2 separate regions of the Homo sapiens genome follow, and region 2 is linked to region 1. A link is a contact called in ENCODE Hi-C or POLR2A ChIA-PET data. All regions are on one chromosome and are shown on one strand. The core of a region is the stretch at or near the end of the contact, and the rest is flanking DNA. Distances in the headings are between cores, read along the strand shown. Region 1 overlaps LRRFIP2 (LRR binding FLII interacting protein 2). Region 2 overlaps ITGA9 (integrin subunit alpha 9).

The links. Hi-C counts contacts between places; a loop is a spot of excess contacts on that map. ChIA-PET counts read pairs that join two places held with the same protein, here RNA polymerase II (POLR2A).
Region 2: a map of Calu3 shows a loop between it and region 1 (6-fold over the local background). The contact joins two enhancer-like sites. A Hi-C loop is called at or near these places in 1 of 168 maps with a recorded cell type or tissue (Calu3). POLR2A ChIA-PET finds 5 or more read pairs at or near these places in 2 of 52 experiments (H1 and WTC11).

Annotation. Positions count from the first base shown.
Region 1 is chr3:37,059,709-37,062,526 of GRCh38, forward strand. The region is part of intron 24 of LRRFIP2 (LRR binding FLII interacting protein 2); the gene reads right to left. Among named protein-coding and RNA genes, the nearest start is that of MLH1, 68 kb to the left of the region's middle. Within about 2 kb of position 1,483, at least 2 of the 41 ENCODE cell types and tissues checked have a DNase peak (open chromatin) inside an H3K27ac peak, as active enhancers do.
Region 2 is chr3:37,536,943-37,539,760 of GRCh38, forward strand. The region is part of intron 14 of ITGA9 (integrin subunit alpha 9); the gene reads left to right. Among named protein-coding and RNA genes, the nearest start is that of ITGA9, 86 kb to the left of the region's middle. RefSeq lists an enhancer at 996-1,497. Within about 2 kb of position 1,414, at least 7 of the 41 ENCODE cell types and tissues checked have a DNase peak (open chromatin) inside an H3K27ac peak, as active enhancers do.

The DNA.
Region 1 (2,818 bases), core at 233-2,732:
CCTGGTAGGTGGAGGTTGCAGTGAGTGGAGATCACATCACTGCACTCCAGCCTGGTGACAGAGCGAGACTCTGTCTCAAAAAAAAAAAAAATAATAATAATAATAATTGGATACATAGAGATGGCTTCCCCAGCTGTCCTTAACTCCACCAACAGGGGTCAAAGGGAGGCCTCTGCACTAAGATTAAGTTTGCCACTCCCCAATGGGAAAAGGGTAAGCTCTATATTGGGACTAACTCTATACTTCCCAGGCACCTCTGCCCTTTCAACACACAGGGTCACCATCATTAGCTGCCTTGAGGGAACCAGGACAAATCTCAGTATCTCCATCATTCCTATTTATGTGCATCTCACAAAGGGTCATATCCTTCCTCTGCAGTCTTCCTCACAAGGGTCTGTACGACCACTAACCTTCATCTCCTAACCTTTCCCAATGCCTGAAACTTTTCCACTGGGCCCTCTAGAATTATCAGTCCATCATCAGCAAACACCCTCTGTCCTCAGTCTTTTCTGAGCATCCCCCCTTTACCCTCGTGCTCTGATAACCCTCTCCTGCTGCTTCTGCAGCTCTCTCAAACACTGTTTTTGTTTTGTTTTGTTTTGTTTTGTTTGTTTGTTTGAGACAGGGTCTCGCTCTGTGGCCCAGACTGGAGTGCAGTGGCATGATCTCAGCTCACTGCAACCTCCGCCTCCCGGGTTCAAGCGATTTTCCTGCCTCAGCCCCCCGAGTAGCTGGGATTCCAGGTGCATGCCACCACGTCCAATTTTTGTATTTTTAGTAGATGGGGTTTCGTCATGTTGGCCAGGCTGGTCTTGAACTCCTGACCTCAAGTCATCCACCCACCTTGGCCTCCCCAAGTGCTGGGATTACAGACATGAGCCACCATGCCCGGCCCTTTTTTTTTTTGTACTTCCACAGCTTCCTACCACTGAATCTAGAAATGGAATAGGTGTCCTCTTGCTTTCCTTGCTGGTATTTTCCCTCCATCTTCCCTAAAAGTCCCAGGTCTTAATCTCGTCTCTTCAAATTATATACACTAACTACTTATCATTGCCAAAATCCCATTCCTTCATCACCATTTATTAAATAGCTCCCAACTTGCACTCCCTCTAGACTATTCCTGTCTTAATTTTTGGCAATTTCAATGTACATCTAAGTAGAGGATCTCCCTTACAAATGATCTCTCAATTTCTGGTATATCTCCTCTTACGGTTTGGATGTCTGTCCCCTCCAAATCTCATGTTGAAATGTATTCCCCAGTGCTGAAGGTGGGGCCTGGCAGGAGGTATCTGGGTCATGGGGCAGATCCCTCATGAATAGCTTTGCACCATTCCCTTGGTGATGAGTGAGTTCTCGCTCTGGTAGTTCACACAAGATCTGGTTGTTTAAGAGTGTATGTTACCTCCCCACTCTCTCTGGCTTCCGCTCGAGATATGACGTGCCTGCTGCCCCTTCACCTTCCGCCGTGATGAGAAGTTTCCTGAGGCTGGCTGGGCGCGGTGGCTCATGCCTGTAATCCCAGCACTTTGGGAGGACGAGGTGGGTGGATCACCTAAGGTCAGGAGTTCAAGACCAGCCTGGCCTGAGGCCTCAGGAAACTGAGCTCAGAAGCTGAGCAGATGCTGACAACATACTTCCTCTACAGCTTGCAGAACCATGAGCCAGTTTAAACCTCTTTTCTTTTTCTTTTTCTTTTTTCCTTTTTTTTTTTTTTGAGACAAAGTCTCACTCTGCCACCCAAGGCTGGAGTGCAGTGGCGCAATCTTGGCTCACTGCAGCCTCCACCTCCCTCCTGCCTCAGCTTCCCAAGTAGCTGGGACTACAGGCACCCACCACCATGCCCGGCTAATTTTTGTATATTTTTAGTAGAGTTGGGGTTTCACCATGTTGGCCAGGCTGGTCTCAACTCCTGACCTCAACCACCTGCCTCAGCCTCCAAAAGTGCTGGGATTACAGGCATGAGCTGCTGTGCCCAGTCAAACATCTTTTCTTTATAAATTACCCAGCCTCAGGTATTCCTTTATAGCGAAGCAAAAAATGGACTAACCCACCTCCCTTCCAAGGATCTTGCTATCTATCCCTTCTTGCCCTCAGCTACTCACTCCCACAGTCATATACCAGATCTCATCATTAGACAATTGTAATCCCTACACAATTTAGTTCCATGTATCCTCTCTCTAACCACTATTCCTCATCTTTCCAGGTCATTCTCTCTAGACCCGAATTCCAACAACCCTTCAACCACACTGGTACCACTAATCTACAGATTACATCTTCTTTCTACTATACCTTGATGTGTTCCTGAATATCTCCCGAATCCTCTTCATCCAGTTTAATTTCAAGGTCCATCATTATAATCATTTTCTTACATACTCCCTCACCTCTCCTGCCCCATTAATACTGTCCTAGTAAAATCTAGCTCTCTACCCACTCCATGCCTGCCCCTATGCTGCTGTAAGTAGCCAGAGAAACACATATAATAAATGCATTCACACAAACCTTCTAACATATCATATAATATTGTCTGATGTCTTCCTACTAGAATGCCTCTCAGGCAGGAATTTTTTTTTTCTAAACTAATTTATTCACTGAAATATCCCAGTGCCTAGAATAGTGCATGTTAAATAGTAGAATCTCACTCAACATTTGTTGAATGACTGAATAGGAGTTCCAAAATAGAGAACACAGCATATGGGAGGGGAAAAAAATCAGTAACAAAATCATTCAAGAAATTTTCCCAGAACTAAAGGATGGGAGCTCCTAGAATTGACAGGGGCCCAGCATCACACATGAAAACTTCAAATCACATGACTATCTT
Region 2 (2,818 bases), core at 164-2,663, 480 kb after region 1:
CAGCTGCATTAGCATCACCTGGGATCTCATTAGATATGCAAATTCTGACTAGAAACTCTGAAGGTGGGACCCACATCTGTGTTTTTACAAGCCTCCAGATGGGTTCAATTTGAGAACCACTGTTCAAGGTTATACTTCGGGTTAACCACTTCCTTGGGGTTATCAGAACCTATGAGCTTGGAGAAGGGGCCCTGCGGAGCTAGGACCTGAACCTCTGAGGAGGGGGCTGGTGCTGCTGATCTCTCTGAGGGAGTGCAATGAGGCTGGCTCTGGGAGAATGGGGGGAAAATTGAAAACTACAATTAACTGCTGTTGGGGCCAGCTGCCGTGAGAAACTGTTGCTGGGATAAGCTGCTAGGAATAGGAAGCAGGGAGGAAGGAGCGAGTTCCTTTGCCCTCTCCAGCCTTGCAGGCTCCCTCCGATGCTCCATATTAGCAGAGCCTCACAGCAAGCCTCTGGCAAAACAAGTGAGGTTTGCAGGGTCCCAGCTCCAGTGTCACAGTGCAGGGTAGAGAAGGGTGGGTTGGAGCTGAGGACAACAGCTTCATAAACCAGCACAGCAAGCATCCAGTTACATTGAGTTGCTGAATCCCTGTTGGGTCATTCAATCAAACAATAATAATTAAGGTCCTACAGAGTGCCAGACACCCTGCTTATCCTGGGGCACGGAGCAGTGAGCAGGACAGGCAAAGTCCTTGCCCTCATGGAGCTGGCATTCTAGTGGGAGGGGGGCAGGCAGACGGGACAAAAACAACCAGCTGCTCTCTTGCTGGCTTTTCTAGATGAGCTCCGGGCCCCTTGTGTGGCATGCACTGTGCTTAGCACTGGGACACAGACAGACACAGACTTCTCACTCCGACTGTGGGCTCCTCCAGGAGCAGGTTTACAACGTATTTCATAAAGCACTTTAAAATAGGAGTTCTTCCTGTCCCTAATAGTATTATTCATCACTTCATTCTTGGCCTGGGAACAGCCTGTGGCCCCTTGGAGCCTCCTGGCTAGCATAGGTGAAGGTGGTGAATGCTTTGCCCAAGGGGACCCTGCCCCTCACCCGTGGACGGTGCTTGTACCTACTCACTGGCCAGGCTGAAGCCTAAACTTGCTTGTCAATCTCTGGAGGCTGGGAATCAAGCTGGCAGTTCTGGGCTTTCACCAGAGTGTGAAACGAAAACCAGGAAGGGGCGCTCTCTGAGTGATTGCATTTTGCACTCTGACCCAGTGCTCCTGTGTTTCCATGGTTAGCCTGAAACTCGGGAAGGAGAATTTGTTAGAATTTCACAGCTGAAATCTTGTTCTGACGGAGAGCAGGAATTAATCAAAACTTGCTGGGAGAGACCAGAGCTAGAGTTGATGAGAGACAGCTGGCTCCCTCCTGGCCCAGGCCCGTGCAGGGGGGCTCCTCGGGAAGCAGCCGGGGGCAGGGCAGGGAGGTGGCTGAAAGTATTACTCGGGGCTGATCAGCTTTTCCATCACCATGACATCATTCGACATGGCAGGGACACAAGCTGCCAGAAGGAAAAACCTAAAGATGTGAAATGTGCTGTTGGAGCAGGCCCTAATCAGAACTAGCAGCCTCCCAGGGACAGACAGGGGCTGGCCAGGCTGGCTTACCTCATGGCCGGCTGTGGGCAACTTGGACAGCCTGATCCACCCACCTTCCCAGGGCCCTGACCGCGGAGCCCGGGCAGCTGATCGGCTGCTTCCCAGACATGTCCTCTGCTTCCCTTTCCACCAGACCCTTTACCAGTGGGTGCTGGTAAAACTGCCAGTTCCGCTCAGGGCTTTGGAATGAGTGGTCAGCATTTCTTCTTGCCTCCTCAGGCAGGGTCTCTCGTTGTGACTCTTGCTTTCTTCTAGAGGAGACAGTCTGATGTAGAAGTAATTTCCTTTGGGGTAATTTAAAATGTCAAAATTTAAATCAAGGAAAAGTACTAATTAGGCAGTTCTAGAGATGAAATGCTTCCAGAATGATTGCACTTGGTGAATTGGATAATGCGGTATGTCTGTGATTGTATGTTTTAACATTTTAGAGAAATCTGAAAGTTTAATGTGCTGGCATGCACACACCCCGCTGGAGAGGAGCAGCAGTTGCCTTGTCCTCAGCTCAGTTTCTGTGAACTGTGGGTTGTTTCTCTCTTCCTTGAGTTGCAAGAGATCAGTACTTCCGGATCAGTACTTCTGCAGTGAGATGAAACTTTGGAGGAGTAAAGTTGGTGTTTGTAAATTATCTAGCACAGTGCTTGGCACACGTTGCAGGTTGAATTTATTTGCTTTTCCTTACTTACCCTGTGTTAATATGGGTTCTCCCCAAAACAGAGCCTGGGTCAAGGATCTGAGTGCATGTGGTTGATACACAAATGATCCCAAGAGGTACCAGTAAGGAAATGGGACAGTGAGACAGGAAAGGAAGGCAGTTGCAGGCCTCAGGCTTCTCCAGAGAAACAGAATGGAGAGAGAAAGAAATGGATTAGTTGGTTGATTTTCAGGAATTGGGTTGTGAGATTATGAGGTCTGGGAAGTCTGAATTCTTGGGGGCAGGCCAGTAGGCTGGAGACTCAGGGAAGAGTTGATGTTGCAGCTCAAGTCTGAAAGCAGTCTAAAAGCAGTTTATTTTTTTGGGAACCTTAGTCTTTTTCTCTTAAAACCTTCAACAGATGAGGCTTGCCCACATTTTGGAGGGTAATCTGCTTTATTCAAAGTCTACTGATTTAAATGTTAATCTAATATAAAAAAATACCTTCTCAGTGACATCTAGATTGGTGCTTGACCAGATTCTGGGTACTGTGGCCCAGCCAAGTTGACACATAAAATTAGCCA